Linked DNA regions of Homo sapiens: region 2 is linked to region 1. A link is an interaction called in ENCODE POLR2A ChIA-PET data of the cell type or tissue named here. Cell type or tissue: HepG2. All regions are shown on one strand.

Evidence for each region. ChIA-PET counts read pairs that join two places held together with the same protein. Peaks named below come from ENCODE experiments on the same cell type or tissue, not always from the same donor. Only the 100,000 strongest peaks of a DNase experiment are listed, where the experiment ranks them.
Region 2: POLR2A ChIA-PET joins it to region 1 with 12 read pairs; 6 of 35 experiments call an interaction of 5 or more read pairs at or near these places.

Annotation. Positions count from the first base shown.
Region 1 is chr1:31,439,965-31,447,964 of GRCh38, reverse strand. The region is part of intron 1 of LOC124903900 (a long non-coding RNA gene); the gene reads left to right. LOC105378625 (a long non-coding RNA gene) reads right to left here and starts at 2,111. Exons shown (of 4, transcript XR_007065578.1): 1 at 1-2,111. In HepG2, a CTCF peak has its summit at 567 (motif pointing left); DNase peaks (open chromatin) are centred at 544, 3,024, 5,514, 5,814 and 1 weaker place.
Region 2 is chr1:31,504,771-31,512,770 of GRCh38, reverse strand. It overlaps the pseudogene LDC1P. Among named protein-coding and RNA genes, the nearest start is that of LINC01226, 9.7 kb to the left of the region's middle. RefSeq lists enhancers at 3,171-3,300, 4,622-5,121, 4,539-5,738. In HepG2, a CTCF peak has its summit at 4,622 (motif pointing left); DNase peaks (open chromatin) are centred at 690, 1,400, 3,350 and 4,620; H3K4me3 peaks cover 314 bases.

The DNA.
Region 1 (8,000 bases):
TGCCATTGCACTCCAGCCTGGGCAACAAGAGTGAAACTCCATCTCAAAAATAATAATAATAATAATAAATAATTTTAAAAACTAAAGAAAATGTTAAAAATTAGACTTCTTTGAAATTAAGAATCACTGTTCATCAGAAGACAACATTAAGAGGGTGAAAAGATAAGACAGAGATTATGAGAAGATATTTGCAAAATATATATCCACCAAGGACTCACTTCCCATGTATCTGCTACAAATCAGCAGGGAAAAAACCTCCCAATTTAAAAATGGGCTAAAGAGTTAAATAGGCACTTTACACACAGCAAAAAAGGATATTCAGTAGTCCAATAAGCATATGAAACAGTGTCCAACGTCAGTGGTCATGAAGGAGATGCAGATTAAAATCACAAGATACTTCTATACCCCTGCTTTGGACCTCGGCTCACCCCTAACGGAAGTGCGTGACATTGGCTATCTTTCTATCATGGCCCTTGACACATTTACAACGTACACGTTTGTGTGGCTACTGGATTTACGTCCACCTCCTCCACCAGATCTCAGCCCCCTAATGGCAAGTGTGACATCTGCTGCTGATCCTTGTGTAAACAAGGCCTGCTATAGAATAGGTGTGTGACGCACCGCTAGTGGATGAATGAATGAAGGAATGAAAAAGGCACTATCATTGCCATTTTACAGATCAGGAAACTGAGTCTCCTTTGTTTGAGAAATTTGTCCAAAGTCCCATTACTCGCCTGTGGTTACTATTGCACTTCAGGGTTCAGATCCTACTAGGGAGTAGATGAGTTGTCCTGCCTTGGTTACTGAAAGTTCTAAAGACTCTCAGTGGGGGTGGCATCTTATTCAGATGTTCCTAGGTGATCTGAACAGAAAAGCCTTGTAAGTATAGTAAGATGAGGGCGTGGCTCAGGCTGATCTGTCCTAGGCACAAGCCAAGTTAAGATTTTGTTGTTGTGGTCCAATTCAGGAAGAGACCTGCCTAGTGGACATTCTGGTTTTCTGCTCAGGGGAGAGTCAGGGTGAAGGAGGTCACAGTGTCCTCCCTTGCACCTCTCTGAGCAGCCACTGGCATGGTGTAGCCTGATTTCCGTGTGAGACATCCACACATTCACAAACACAATTTTAGATACCACTCCTAGGTGTATACCCAAGAGATATGAAAACAGATGTTCAAATAAAAACCTGTGCATGCATGTGTACAGCAGCATTTTTCGTAACAGTTAAAAAGTGAAACAACCCAATAATTTATCAAAGGACGATGAATGGACAAACAAAATGTGGATATTCATACAGTGGAATATTATGCAGCCATAGAAAGGAATGAAGTAGGCTGGGCGCAGTGGCTCATGCCTGTAATCTCAGCACTTTGGGAGGCTGAGGTGGGCGGATCACGAGGTCAGGAGATCGAGGCCATCCTGGCTAACACGGTGAAACCCCGTCTCTACTGAAAATACAAAAAAAACCCAAAAAATTAGCCAGGTGTGGTGGCAGGCGCCTATAGTCCCAGCTACTCCAGAGGCTGAGGCGGGAGAATGGCGTGAACCCGGGAGGCAGAGCTTGCAGTGAGCTGAGATCGCGCCACGGCTCTCCAGCCTGGGCAACAGAGCAAGACTCTGTCTCAAAAAAAAATTAAAAAAAAAAAGAAAGGAATGAAGTAGTGCAATATGGATGAACCTTAAAAACATTATACTAAGTGAAAGAAGCCAGACAAAAAAGGTCACAGAGTGTATGATTCCATTCATATAAAATATCCAGAATAGGCAAACCCACAGAAACAGGAAGCAGATTAGCGGTTGCAAAGGCTGAGGGGAGCGGGAATGGGGAGTGATTGCTTCATTGATATGAGGTTTTCTTCTGGGGTGAGGAGAATGTTTTGGAACTGGATAGAGGCGATGGTTGCTTAACATTGTGAATGTACTCAATACTACTGAATTGTATCTTCAAAATGGTAAATTTTGTTATGTGAGGGGAACCCTGGCTCTAACTCAGAACCCCCTGCAGCATGGGGCAAAGGCACAGAAAAGTGGGGTGAATGGATATCGAATGTCAGTCCATCGAATGCATTGCTGTGTGCAAGTATGCTCATGTCCATGTGTGTACACATGCTATGTGCACGTGTGTGCATATGTGCATGCATGCATGTGTGTGTGAATCTGTGTGTGTGTGTGTGTGTGTGTGTGGTGGGAGGGCACTTGGGCCAGTAGTAGGCCATTGAGACCAGAGGGAAAGAGGCATTCTCAAAGAGACCACCACAGACTCTTCTTCTGTGAGGACCTGGACCAGAGCTCCTAAGGGCCATTGGGCCAAGACAGGAAACAGACGTTAGCTGTCAAATTGCCTAAAACTACCCCTTATTTTACTAATGAGAAAAGCCAGGCCAGAAGAGTTCTACCCCTTGCCCAGGGCCACACTGCAAGTCAGTGGCACTGACTTAAACCCCAGCCAGCTCTCCAGGATTAAGGTCCATGTTTTCCACTTGAGGTGTGACTAGGGTCCTAGGTTTCACCCGGCGTGGGGCGGGGGGGCGGGTCCTCCCACTTTGGGCACCCAGCCCTGAGGACACCCAACAGTGCCAGGCCTCCATCCACCGCCCTCTGGCTGCTCAGCAGATCCTGGATCCTGGTGGTTCGGGGGCATGTTCCAATGTACTTCAACAACAGCAAACATTTACAGATGTCTGCTCTCTGCCAGTCCCCAGGGAGTGGAAGGTGACAGAATGCATCAGTTATGATTCCTCCCCAAACTTGTGCAATCCCTAGGCTTGTGGGGGCATTAGGTAAACAATCTCACCAGAGTCAAGAGGCCAACAAGGAGGCAAAGGTCCCTGAGAGGGCATCTCGACTGCTATCAAAGAGGAAACTGAGTCTCAGAATATCCCTGACCTGGCTGAGGCCACCCAACCCAGATGCAGCTGAGCCTAGAATTTGAACCTGATAACCTACAGGTCACATTTGGCAGGCTTCCAACCAGGGGAAGGTCTTGTGATTCACAGCAATATCCTGTCCCTGAATAAAGAATCTTATCACAAGTCCCTCAAATCTTACGTGACTTCCTCCAACTGTTGACGTGCTGATTAATATGTAACCTACTGACATGGAAAAGGACACTGATTTGTGTCTGAATCATGAAGTTTACTGGCTTACATGTAGAGCATTTTCTTCCATGTGATATAACCTGTTGTCAATCATTGTAACCTCTGTATCGTGCCCTCCAAAGAGAAAGGGCAAATCTGAAATGAGGAACCCCCTGCCCCTTTTCCTAAACTTTCTTATAAAAGCAATCCCACTCGTTACAGACTTGGAAAGATGCCTAATTGTGTTGGTGTGTCTTCCAGGTCAATCTTCACATTTGGTTTCTGACAAACTTTTACCAAATTACTTCTGCCTCAACAGCCTTAATTTCAGTCAACAAACCCAACATATTTGAGTCCAAACCCATGCTTTTAGAATATAGAAGGTAGCAGAGCACAGAGTGTGGACTTAGGTGTCACCTAGACTTGTGTCCAAATCCTAGGCTCAGAACCTTATTGGCTGTGTGCCTTGGGTGACACTTCTCCTTGCCTTAGTTTTCTCATACATGAAATAGAACCATGAATATGTCTACTTCAGGGAGTGGGTGGGAGAGTTAGTTGAGATAACACATGGAAGTGGTTGAGCCACTGTCTGGCACATAACAAGTGCTCAGTAAGTATGAACTGTTTACCTTATGCCCTCAACCCGCCAGCCCCAGACTTTTCAGACTGTAAGAGAGGGTAGAGGCCAGGTGGCTACTCCAGGATCTTCCAAGGGGCACAAGTCAGGTCCCTCTTCCAGGCTGACCTTGTGTACAGGAAAGACTTTAAGCTTGCCAAAAAGAGTTCTGGCCTTTGTCCTTGGTAAGTAATCTCTGTTTGTCTGGGGATCTTGGGCTATCCAGATAGCAACATTTTGATGTAGAGTGGGAAGACCAACCACATGATTTAGGGTAGGAGCTCTGGGTCACACTATCTCAGTTGACCTGGAGACTGAAATCAACCACATGGGCAATCAGTCAATGATGCCTGCATAATGGAGGCCCAATAAAAACTCTGAACTCCAGAGCTCAGGAGAGCCTCCATGGTTGACAATACTCCATGCACATCATCATACATGGATGCTGGGAAGTAACGCATCCTGGCTTCAGGGAGAGAGGACAGTGGGAACTCTGCATCTGATACTTCCCTAGACTCTGTTCTGTGCACATCTTCCCTTAACTGATCTTAATCTTTATCCTTTCCCTGTAATAAACCATAACTCTCAGCCCAATAGCTTTCAGTGGATTCTGTGAGTCCCTCTAGTGAATAATAAAACTTAAGGATGGTTTTGGAAATTCCTGGACTTGCAATTGGTGTCAGAAGTGAAGGTGGGCCTGGCCAACATGGTGAAACCCCGTTTCTATTAAAGATACTAAAAATTAGCCTAAAATTAGCCAGGTGTGGTGGTGGGTGCCTGTAATCCCAGCTACTCGGGAGGCTGAGGCAGGAGAATCACTTGGAAACAGAAGGCAGAGGTTGCAGTGAGCTGAGATCGCACCACTGCACTGCAGCCTGGGCAACAGGGTAAGACTGTCTCAAAAAAAAAAAAGAAGATGAGAGGGTGGTTGGCTGGGCATGGTGGCTTATGCCCATAATCCTAACATTTTGGGAGGCCAAGGTGGGTGGATTGCTTGAGCCCAGGAGTTGGGGACCAGCCTGGGCAACATGGCAGAACTTCATCTCTAGCTAAAAAAAAAAAAAAAAAAGGAAGAGAAGAAGAAGTGAGGGTGATCTTGTGGACTGTGTTCCCTCTCAGCTATATAGTTGGCCAAACGCTTGCACCCTGGCATGTTAAACAAATGAGAAAGTGACCGGGTTGTCCAGAACAGCTCATGGTCAAAGAAAATGTATCCAAACCCTGCACGGAGTGCTTTAAGTGCTGTGTGTCTCTATGTCTCTCCAGCAAGTCTGTGGGGTAGGAGCTCATCATCCCTTTTACAGACAAGGAAGCTGGGGCTCAAAGAGGTGAGGTAAGGGGAGGAGCCGGATGTGAGCCCGGGCCTGCCTGACTCCACACTCAGGATCTGACCACCATATGGTACTGTCCTCTCCCAAGGGCCCTTCTACGCTCACAAGCTAAGATGTCACTAGTCTGGGACCTCTTGAGAAGTCAAATGGAGAAAGGCTGAGCCTTTTCAGAGCAGGGTGGTATCAGGCCTCTTTGGTGACCCCATGACAACATCTTCATCACTCTCAACAGCCTGATCACAGTACTTGGCCCTGCGTCAGGACTTGCAAACACAAATGACTTCATGGGCCAGACAGGTCCCTTAAAGGGTGAAACACCAGGTGAACACTGAGGAGGAGCAGTGGGAAGTGGGGCAGATGGAGAAGGTGCTCCGTGGCCAGGTATCACAGTCTGTGTTGAGTTCTTGTTTGATTTTTTTTTTTCAGAAGCAGAGTCTGTTGTCCAGGCTGGAGTGCAGTGGCACAATCATAGCTCACTGCGGCCTTGAACTCCTGGGCTCAAGCGACCCTCCCACCTCAGCCTTTCAAGTAGCTGGGACTACAGGCACACGCCACCATGCCCAGCTAATTTTGGTATTTTTTGGTAGAGGCGGGGTTTTGCTATGTTGCCCAGGCTGGTCTCAAGCTCCTGGCCTCAAACAATCTTCCCACCTTGGCCTCCACAAGTATTGGGATTACAGGCATGAGCCACTGCGCCCTGCCTGTTCTTGTTTTTTTATACACAGCGAGGGCCAAACCAGACATGCCTTTGGGGCCCAGCCTGTGACCTCTGAACCACATAACCCTGCCCTTCTCCCTTCTGCAGCTTCACCCCAAACCGCAGAGCTCCAGCCCCTACACTTTGCACCGGCGCTGTCCTCTCCCTGCAGAGCCTCTACAGGTGCTGTTCCCTGCCTGCACTCTCCCCAGGCTCTGTGCCCCTCTGGGCTCTCACCATTTCTGCAAGTCTCAGCTTCACAGTCATTTCTCAGAATTGTCCTCTGACCCTGCACACCTCAGTAAATAGAGCTCAGGCCTCTTGACCCAGCCCAGGGCTCCTCCTCTCCCAATTCCTTTATAAACTCACCACTCCTGCCCCCAGGCTTTCCCATGGCTGCTGCAGAATCAACTAATGTTCATTCAGATGGTCAGCCAGTCAATCAAGAAACCCGACGCTTGCTGAATACCTTCTCTTTATCAGGCTCTGTTCTAGGCACTGGGAAACTATAAACAACAAAGATAGATTCTCACCCTCATCGACCACATGAGGAGTCAGAGAATATAAATAGATACATAATTACACCCAGTAACAAAGGCCATGCAGACCTGGGCAACATAGTGAAACCTCATCTGTACTAAAAATAAAAATAAAAAAATTAGCCAGGTGTGGTGATGTGTGCCCGTAGTCCTAGCTACTCAGGAGACCAAGGCAAGAGGATCGCTTGAGCCTGGGAGGTTGAGGCTGCAATGAGCTATGATACCACCACTGCACTCCAGCCTGGGTGACAGAAAGATTCCATCTCAAAACAAGAAGGAAAAAAGGCTATGCAGAGAATACAGAATGGGCTAATTAGACTAGGGGTCAGGGTCTCCATCTCCCTCTTCTGTTTCGAATTCCTTTCTCTGTACACTAGCAGGTTTGCTATAGGGATTAAAGCTCCTTGCTCCAAGGAGGGGCACATAGAACTGTTCCATAAACATTGGCTCCTGTTATCATTTTCCCCCCACATCCTGCCATCTGTCATTCACAGCCACCTCCAGAGGGGCAAAAGGCAGGTGTCCCTGGAGGGAGAGGAAAGACTAAGGTGACCTCATCGGTCAGCCTAGCCTTCTGTCTTAGTACCTGAGGACTGATAGCCGGGGAAAGGAAGGGGCTATATCTTCTTTGGCCCCCACTCTCCCCAGCATGGTGCTAGGCCCTTTACAGACGTGCTCTCACTGACACAGGCAGCATGCCATGGGGTGGATGCTACTACAATCTCCATTCTGCAGATGGGGAAACTGAGGCCCAGAGAGTCCCTAGCAGCTGGGGGGCAAAGCTGAGAGATGAGAACTTAGAGGATCTCGGCTCTGAAGCCCATGTTCTTCCTGGAGCCTGGCAAGCTTCCAGAATCACCACAGCCGCAGATGGTAGCAATAACAAAACAAAACAACAAAACACTGAAGGCAGCATAGGTGCCCATCAATTGAGGATTAGTTACATAAACAATGGAATATTCATTCCATAGAATCCTATGCTGCTGCTTGAAAAAAGTCAAGTAGATAAATGCTTTTCATACTCCTGTACTGTTTAAGTGGGGCTTTATTTAAAAACAATAAACCTGCAGCCAGGTGTGGTGGTTCACACCTGTAATCCCAACACTTTGAGAGACCGAGGCGGGCAGATCACTTGAGGTCAGGAGTTTGAGAGCAGCCTGCCCAACATGGTGAAACCCTGTCTCTACTAAAAATACAAAAAATAGCCGGGCATTGTGGCGCATCCCTGTAATCCCAGCTACTCGAGAGGCTGAGGCACAAGAATCACTTGCACCTGGGACGCAGAGATTGCAGTGAGCCAAGATCGCACCATTGCACTCCAGCCTGGGCAACAGAGTGAGACTCTGTCTCAAAAAAGAAAAAGTAAAAACAAACAAACCATAAACTTGCATTATATCTAAAATTATTTTAAAGTGGATATGAGGCCTGGCGCAGTGGCTCATGACTATAATCCCAGCATTTTGGGAGGCTGATGTGAGTGGATCACCTGAGGTCAGGAGTTTGAGACCAGCCTGACTAACATGGTGAAACCTGGTATCTACCAAAGAAAAATAATAATAATAGAAAAGTTAGCCAGGCATGATGGCATGCGCCTGTAGTCCCAGCTACTCGGGAGGCTGAGGCATAAGAATCGCTTGAACCTGGGAGGCAGAGGTTGCAATGAGTGGAGATCGCACCACTGCACTCCAGCCTGGGCAACAGAGCGAGACCCTGTCTAAAAATAAAATTAAATTAAAAATAAATC
Region 2 (8,000 bases), 65 kb before region 1:
TTGGGTCGGTGATCAAGAGGCTGTGAGATTTTCAGGTCTGGAGTGTGGGAGAGAGGTCACAGCTGGAGAGAGAACCTGGGAACCACCAGCAGAGGTGAATCCTGGTGCTATGGAAAGTAGACACAGATGACCCCAGGCTGAGAAGTGAGCTCCAGCCGCAAGACTTGGAGGCCATAAGGGCCAAAGGGTGACCTGCGGCAGGGGGTTGGAGGTTGAAGTTAAATCATGCCCCCACAAAATTTGTGTCCACTGGATGACTGGTGTCCTTATAAGAAGACAAGAGGTCGCAGAGACAAAGAGAAAAACGTTGTGAGGCAGAGACTAGAGTTATGCTGCCGGAAGCCAGAAAAGGCCTGGGGCTACTGGAAGATGCAAGAGGCAAAGAAATATTCTTCCCTGGAGCCTTCAGAGGGAGAGTGACCTTGCCAACCCTTGGCTTCAGACTTCTAACCTCCAAAACTATGAGAGAATACATTTCTGTCATTTTTATTTTATTTTATTTTTAAAAATAAGACAGAGTCTTTCTATGTTGCCTAGGCTGGCCTTAAACTGCTGGGCTCACGTGATCCTCCTGTTGGATACAATGAGTTCAAAATTTCTCTTCAAAGAATCAATATGTCAATATGTTCAGTTCTTTGTCCTCCATTTTAAAGTTTAACTTCCCCGTAGTTTCAGTAAACAACATTTCCCCCCAGTTTTAATCAGCAGTTCACATCTGTTCCCCTGGTTACCTGCTCTGCATCCTGACTCATCCCAGTCACCTGCTTTGACCTGAATCACCCCTGGTCACCTGCTCTGACCTAACTCACCTTTAGTTACCTGTTCCTAACTGTCCTTCCCACCAAACTACTCACCCCGCCACTGGTTGGTTAGACCTGGAGACCTGTGACTTACATACTCAGACCCACTCACCCTCTCCCACCCCCCAGGGGCAAAGAAAACTCACTGGAATGTCTTCCATCTGGAAAGAGTTCACATTTCCCAAAGCCTGCTCACACCCCTAAGTATCGTACCCATAATCCGTGCTTCTTATATTCTGAGTGTTTGGGCATAAGCAAGACCATTTTGCAGGCGGGAAATTTGATGTTCTGGGATGCCCTCATGAGATGCACCTGACTGGATGGGCTGTTGAGCTCCTCTAGCTTCTCTGAGTGGCCTCTGTTACCCCAATCTGCTCTTTGCTTCCCACATGTCAGGGGAAGTTCCTCTTCAGCTCCAGGGACTCTGGGATCCCCGAGGACCTGGCTGAGTTGAGTGGTAGCAGAGAGGGTGGGAGAGGCCCTGCTGAAGGGAGGGGAGACACCTTCCTTGGCTGAGCTGGAAGCTGAGAAATCAATGGCTGTACCTGCTATAGCTGCAGGAATGTGGCCTTGGGGTGTGACGAGCTCCTCCCCTCCCTCCTCTCCCTCCCCAACCATCTGGTTTGCCTGAGACTCAGGAGCTTCCTAGGACTCAGGATTTACAGTGCTAGCACCAGGAATGTTCCAGACAAATCCAGGCAAACTGGTCACCTTGTGTCCCCAGGCTCTGCAATCTCTGTTTCTCATCTCCAATCCTGGCCACTCACTGTTCTCTGAGCAGAGGCTCATTCCCATGCCTGAGCCAAGTTGTTCCCACACCTGAGCCACGCTTCCTACCCACTTTTACCTACTGATTCTGCTCTGCCTCCAGGTCCCACCATTCTCCCTCCAAGAAGCCACCCACTCCTCCAAATGGATGGCTTCCACCTGAACTGTCCTCAAAGTATGTCCCATGTTCCTCCCTGTGCTGCAGCCAGCTGCGCCTGCCTTTAGCTTTCCACAGGCCTGAGGACAACTCAAAGACTGGGTCTGTGCCTGCCTCCCCTGTCCCCCTAGCATCGGGCACACATCCTGGCTTGGCCTGAGTGGGACACCCTACCAACACTCTCTGAAAAGACCCAGGATGCACGGTGGGGTCTCTGTGACATCTAGACTCCAGGAGGAGAGCCAGCAAGAACAGGGTGGCCGAAGGAAAAGCTGGCCCTAAACGATATATTCATCCCTCTCTTAATCCCAACAACCCTACGGGGAAGTTAAAGTTATTATTATTACCACTATTTTACAAGGAAAACTAGAGTTCAACTATGTTAGTTAACCTGCCCAAATTCAAAGCTAGTAGCAGTGGTGCCTAAATTTGAGCCCAGTTCTTCCTTATTCCAGTGACATGCTCTTAACCACTATGATATGTTGATGAATTTTATAGAAACGCTTTCTGGGACAAGGCAAGGGCATGAATAAATAAAAAGCGGGGAGGAGCGGCAGGATGAATTTAAGGATGTAAACTGACACCAGCTAGGTATGAACTGAGCAGGTGTGTGGGCTGCATTATTTAACGTAAAAGATCAATAGCCCATTTTTTGTAGTCGCTCTGAGAAGAAGTAGCTTCTAATGCGTCCCCTTCAACCACTGCTCAAGAGAGTGGGAAAGGAGGGATGCAGAGGCAAATGACAAGGAGGGTGGGCAGGGCAGGCCACTGCTGAGAAAAGTCAGTGTAAGACCTGACCGAAGACACAGGCATGCGGTGGCTCACACCTGTAATGCCGGCACTTTGGGAGGTTGAGGCAGGCGGATTGCTTGAGCCCAGAAGTTCGAGACCAGCCTGGGCAACATGGCAAAACTCCATCTCTACCAAAAATATAAAAATTAGCCGGGTGTGGTGGTACACACCTATAGTCCCAGCTATTCAGGAGGCTGAGGTGGGAGGATCACCTGAGCCCTGAGGGGTCGAGGCTGTAGTGACCCGAGATCATGCCACAGCACTCCAGCCTGGGCGACAGAGTAAGACTCTGTCTCAAAAAGAGAGGAAAGAAAGAGAAAGGGAATGGAGGAAGGGAGGGAGGAAAGAAAGAAGAGAAAGAAAAAAGGAAAGGAATGGAAAGGAAAGGAAAATGAAAGAAAGAAAAGAAAAAAGAAAAGAAAAGAAATGAAAAGAGAAAAGGAAAGAACTGACCCAAAATGACAGCAAGATATTTTTGGAAGGTCTGCATAGGATTTCATAGTTACCCAAACCTCTGCCTCCTCCCTGCCATCCCAACTCCCAACAGTTCCCAGGGGCCTACCTACCAGAGTGTCTTAAAGCCCTCCAGCCTAGCTGGCTCTGGGTTAAGGCTCTGCCTCCAGAAGGCTCATGGGGAAAGGACATGGGGTACAGGGTGGGTGTCAAGGCCTTTGCCTACAGCCCTGAGGCTGCACACACAGCAGCAGAGCTGGGGCCTGGAGGCAGAGCTGGGACAGTGGGCGTCTGAAGCAGGAGTAGGGCCAGCCAGTGGCTAGAGGGCCTGGGGATCTCTTTGCAATTCTCCACCTCCCTGGGAGGGGGGCCAGAGGCAGATGAGAGTCCAAAGGTCAGATGGACACTTTGACTTCAGTGAGTCAACAGGGGAAGGGAGATTCCCTGGGGCCAGTTCCCACCCCAAGCTCAAATGAGTGTGAGGTTTCCTGCTTCCTCTTCAACCCCAACCCCTAGGCACCTGAGCTGGGGGCCCATGGTGTAGCAGATGGTGGCAGGCAGGAAGCCATTGAAGCTGGAGCTCATGGAGGACATGTAGGCACCCATGGAGGGGAAGACCAGCCAATCGCCTACATCCAGCTCGGGCAGCCGCACATCCTCCAAGAAGAGCCTGTCAAAGGCATCGCACATGGGACATAGAGGGTGCAGGGGAAGAGGGGCGGCTCTGAGCAGAACTCCTGTGTGACATAGGAAAGGGGGTCAGAAAAGACAGCAGGCTGGCCTATCCCACCCCCTTATCTGGAAGGCACTGAAAGACCCGGAAGGACACTCCCAGGGGCACACGGGTGTATACTGGCTGGGACCCATCCCTCCATGGCCCCTGCCCAGCCTGGCCAGGTCTGATGTGCCTACAAGTAAGGGCTCAGATTCCTCCTCTGTAAGTGGGGCTGTTGTCTTCAATAATTGCTATAAGGCAGCAGTTGAAAACTCAATTACCTAGAGGTCAAGCAGGTAACACAAATGAGTGAAATGGGCCAGGTAAGTCTTACAACAAACTGGAAAGTCAATGTCTGTCCAAAGGGGAAAGCCACTGAGGAAGTCCCGTTCCAGCAGATCACAGTGCCTGACATGCTAGACTAATTTGTTGAATTATTTGTTGCCTTGTTGTTCTGCAGGCCACGTATCATCAGATCTCTCAAATGTTTGAGAGGAGCTGAGAAAATCCAGGCTTTTATGAAATATGTCTAGATTTTTTAATATGGGCAACTAAAATTGAAAACTATTGTGGGAACCAAACAAACACAGGGTCTCCTACTGGTTCCTCCACATCCAGAACTCACTCCTTCCGATGAGAAGAGAGGCAAATACACACACGAAGACACACACCCAGAAACACTTCACACACGTACACACTCGCACATGCATGCAAACACACGTCACATACATGACCAAATGTGTGCACACACCAAGACGTTCACTGGCCGGGAGAAACAGTCAAGATATTTACAAAGCAGTGTGGCCCGGACACCAACCCATCACATTAGGAGACAACTGCTGCAGAGCTGGAGGAAGATCCTGTTGGCCCTACAGGGTCAGGTATTGAAGCTTTGTTGCCAGATCGTGGGAGGGACTGAGCAGCAAGAGTGTCGGCAGGGAGGCCCCTGGTGGACTCGGGGGAATAGCTCTTTAACCACCAGGAAGAAGGAATGGCTCTTAAGCCACCAGGGAGAAGAACTTCAATATTTTGGAAAACAACCCACGCCTTTGTGTTCTGGTGATCGCCCCTTTGCCTGAGGAGGCCTACATATCCAGCTGCTGCACACGCTCTGATCTGTGAGCACACATCATGTACGTGTCCACATGTGTTCTAAGCAGCAGGCCAGGACCTGCCTCTGGGGTCCAGCACAGCCACTGTTCCCAGTAGGGGAGGCACAAGGCACCTCAAGGTAAGGGACTAGACTCGGGGCTGGAGTGGCCCCCTTACCTTCACCACGATGGGAACCCTTGGGACAGGCTCTCGGTAGCAGAGGCGGAAGGAGCCATAGTGGCCATCTTTGAGATAATACACCAGCTTCCGGCTGCCTCCTGGGGAGTGCTCAGTCACTACTCTGACCCCCAGCTCCTGGGACAGAGCCCAACCCTCTGCCCTTCCTCTCCTCCAGGGCCTGGGGACACCTGGACAGTGGCATCCCCACCCAGTGCCATCCTGGCCCACCCACCGGGCTCCAGCACAGCCCTCTTGGCAATGATGTTGACAGCGGCCATGCAGACAGACTCCACATAGAAGCAGCCAGGCTCTGCGATGACCTTGACACCACGCTCCTCAGGGAGGTCCTGGGCCAGGGCAGCACTGATCACTCTCGCCAACTGGAATGGGGTGGAGGGACAGCAGGAAGAGGTTAACTCATCCAGCACGTGTTGATGTGCCAGCGCCTGTGCCAACGCCTTACCTGCATCAGTCCTTTCATCCCCGAGGCACCCTGCAGGTAGGCATTAGAATTATCCCTGTTTACCAAAGAGGAAACAGAAGTTGAGAGACAGGAGGTCACTTGTGTGGGGTTGCTGGCCACCAGGCTCCCTGAGAAGTCCAAAGGTGCAGCAATTTAATCTGATGCACCGTAAGAAGGCGAGTGTCTTGTGGACCCAGGGAATGTAAACTCCCAACTGTAACTGTAACTGTATTGGTGATGCTAACAAGAATTCTACATTCTACAGGAAAACATATACACATACAGACACACAGACACACAGAGAGGCACAGCCCCCAGACACCTTGCTGCAGCTGCAGTGGACACCCTGTGCCACCTCCCCTCAGCCTACCTGAGCTCATCTGCCCGTGCAAAATGATTTCCAGCCTCCAGCGCCTGCCTCCCTTTGCTTCTCATTCTGTGGGCTTTCTCCAGCACCCTCGGAAACTAGCTGGAATGTGAGGAAATTAACACCCCCAGACCACAGCCTTCAACCAAAGAAGGACAGGAGTTGGTGAATAAAGGACCAGCCCCATGTCCTCTAGTGGGATGATTCTGAGGTTCTACATTGTCCCCAGGGGGACTGGTGCAGCGGCCCACAGTGGTAACCAGCTCATAGATGAATTTTCTTTTGACTTTTCTCCCTTCTATCTCTCTTTCCTGACTTCCTCATTGGCGCTTCCACGGATCATCTCCAAAAAAACTACTTGTATCCAAGTGTTTGTCTCAGAGTCTGCTTTTGGGGGATATCAAAGCCAAGACATGCACATACACACATACCCACCTGTGCACACAGAGCACAGAGATACACCAGAGAGACCTAAACACACAGAGGTACATGCATGAACACAGACTCCCCACACACACCCATGCCTGGGCACACATGCGGACCTCCCTGAACACCCCCAGCGCCCGTACCAGCTCACCTCCTCAAACTTGGGCCCGGAGCCCTCCATTCCGGGGAAGCCCCCTCCAATGTCCAGGCAGCTCATATCATGCCCAGCCCTGTGGCCCATTTCCAACATGCACCGGCAGTCAGCGATAGCTTGTGTGAAGCTCTGGGGGGGTCTGGCAGTTGGAGCCCAGGTGGAAGCTAGCAGAGCCAGTGCATGTGACATGGTGAGAGATATGTACTGAAACACATGTTCCAAACCACAAAGCCACACAGACTGTGGATAACCGCAACAGAGACAGAGAGGCACAGTCACACATAAGGCATGAAGCCATTGGGCCAAATGCAGAAACAAAGAGCGGAAACATAACTGATTACACTGGCATAAGTGTGTGCTTTCAGACAGCTGCACACTCAGGCCAACGAGGCACCTACGAAGGGGCACTCACCCTGAGTATTCACACGTACACACACTTAGACACACACTGCCATGGAGCCCATGATCCCAGCACTGCCACGTGGGCTGCCCTTCCCCTCATGGACACTTCACAACAAGACACCAAACCCCAGGGCCTCAGAGCAGGGAGGCCCTGAGTAACCTTCACATCATATCCTGCCCCTTTAGACAGATGGGGTCTCACAGGCCCAGAGAGGGGCCACAGCTTGCCATGGGCCCCAACTGATTACACTTATGCCAGTGTAGTCAGTTATATTTCCAGCTGTTTGTTTCTGCATTTGGCCCCAGTGGTTTCGTGCCTTATGTGTGACTGTGTCTCGCTGTCTCTGTCGCAGTTATCCACAGCAAGGGAAGGACCAGAACCCAGGGCTCCTGGAGTCCTCAGGCGTCACTCACCTGGCTCCGACCACGGCCAACCCCAGGTCTCTGGCAGACGTGAGCAGGTGCCCACAGGCTTCCAGGCTGGCCCCGAACTTGGTGCTCAGAGGGAAGGTGCTCTGACTGTCCTGGGTCCTCAGCCGGAGGAGCAGTCCGGAGGAGGGACACCAAGGATAGGGAGGAGGCAGAGAGCACTTAGCCAGAGATGCCAAAGAGCCCAGGGCTTCTTATACCACCCCCACCCAGGCCCAGCTGATCCCCGCATCTGGGAGGTTTTCCAATGCCACCAAATCCATGCGGCCATCACACCAGCCCAACACACGTGTGTATACATCTACTCTTCCCCAGGTACAACCAGAGAAGGGAGGGTAGAAAAATGATAGTATTGGTAAGCACCTACTATGTGCCAGACAACATGCCCCCAAGTTGTAAATGAAGGAACCGAGTGTTAAAAATGTTAAAAGAGACTTGCCCAGGCGGGGCACGATGGCTCAAGCCTGTAATTCCAGAACATTTGGAGGCTGAGGCGGGTGGATCACCTGAGGTCAGGAGTTCGAGACCAGCCTGGCCAACATAGTGAAACCCCATCTCTACTAAAAATACAAAAAATTAGCCAGATGTGGTGGCAGGAGCCTGTAATCCCAGCTACTCCGGAGGCAGAGGCAGGAGAATCACTTGAACCCAGGAGGTGGAGGTTGTGGTGACCTGAGATTGCACCACGCACTCCAGTCTGAGCAACAAGAGAAAAACTCTGTCTCAAAAAAAAGAGACTTGGCTGGGCACGGTGGCTCACACCTGTAATCCCAGTACTTTGGGAGGCCAAGGCAGGCGGATC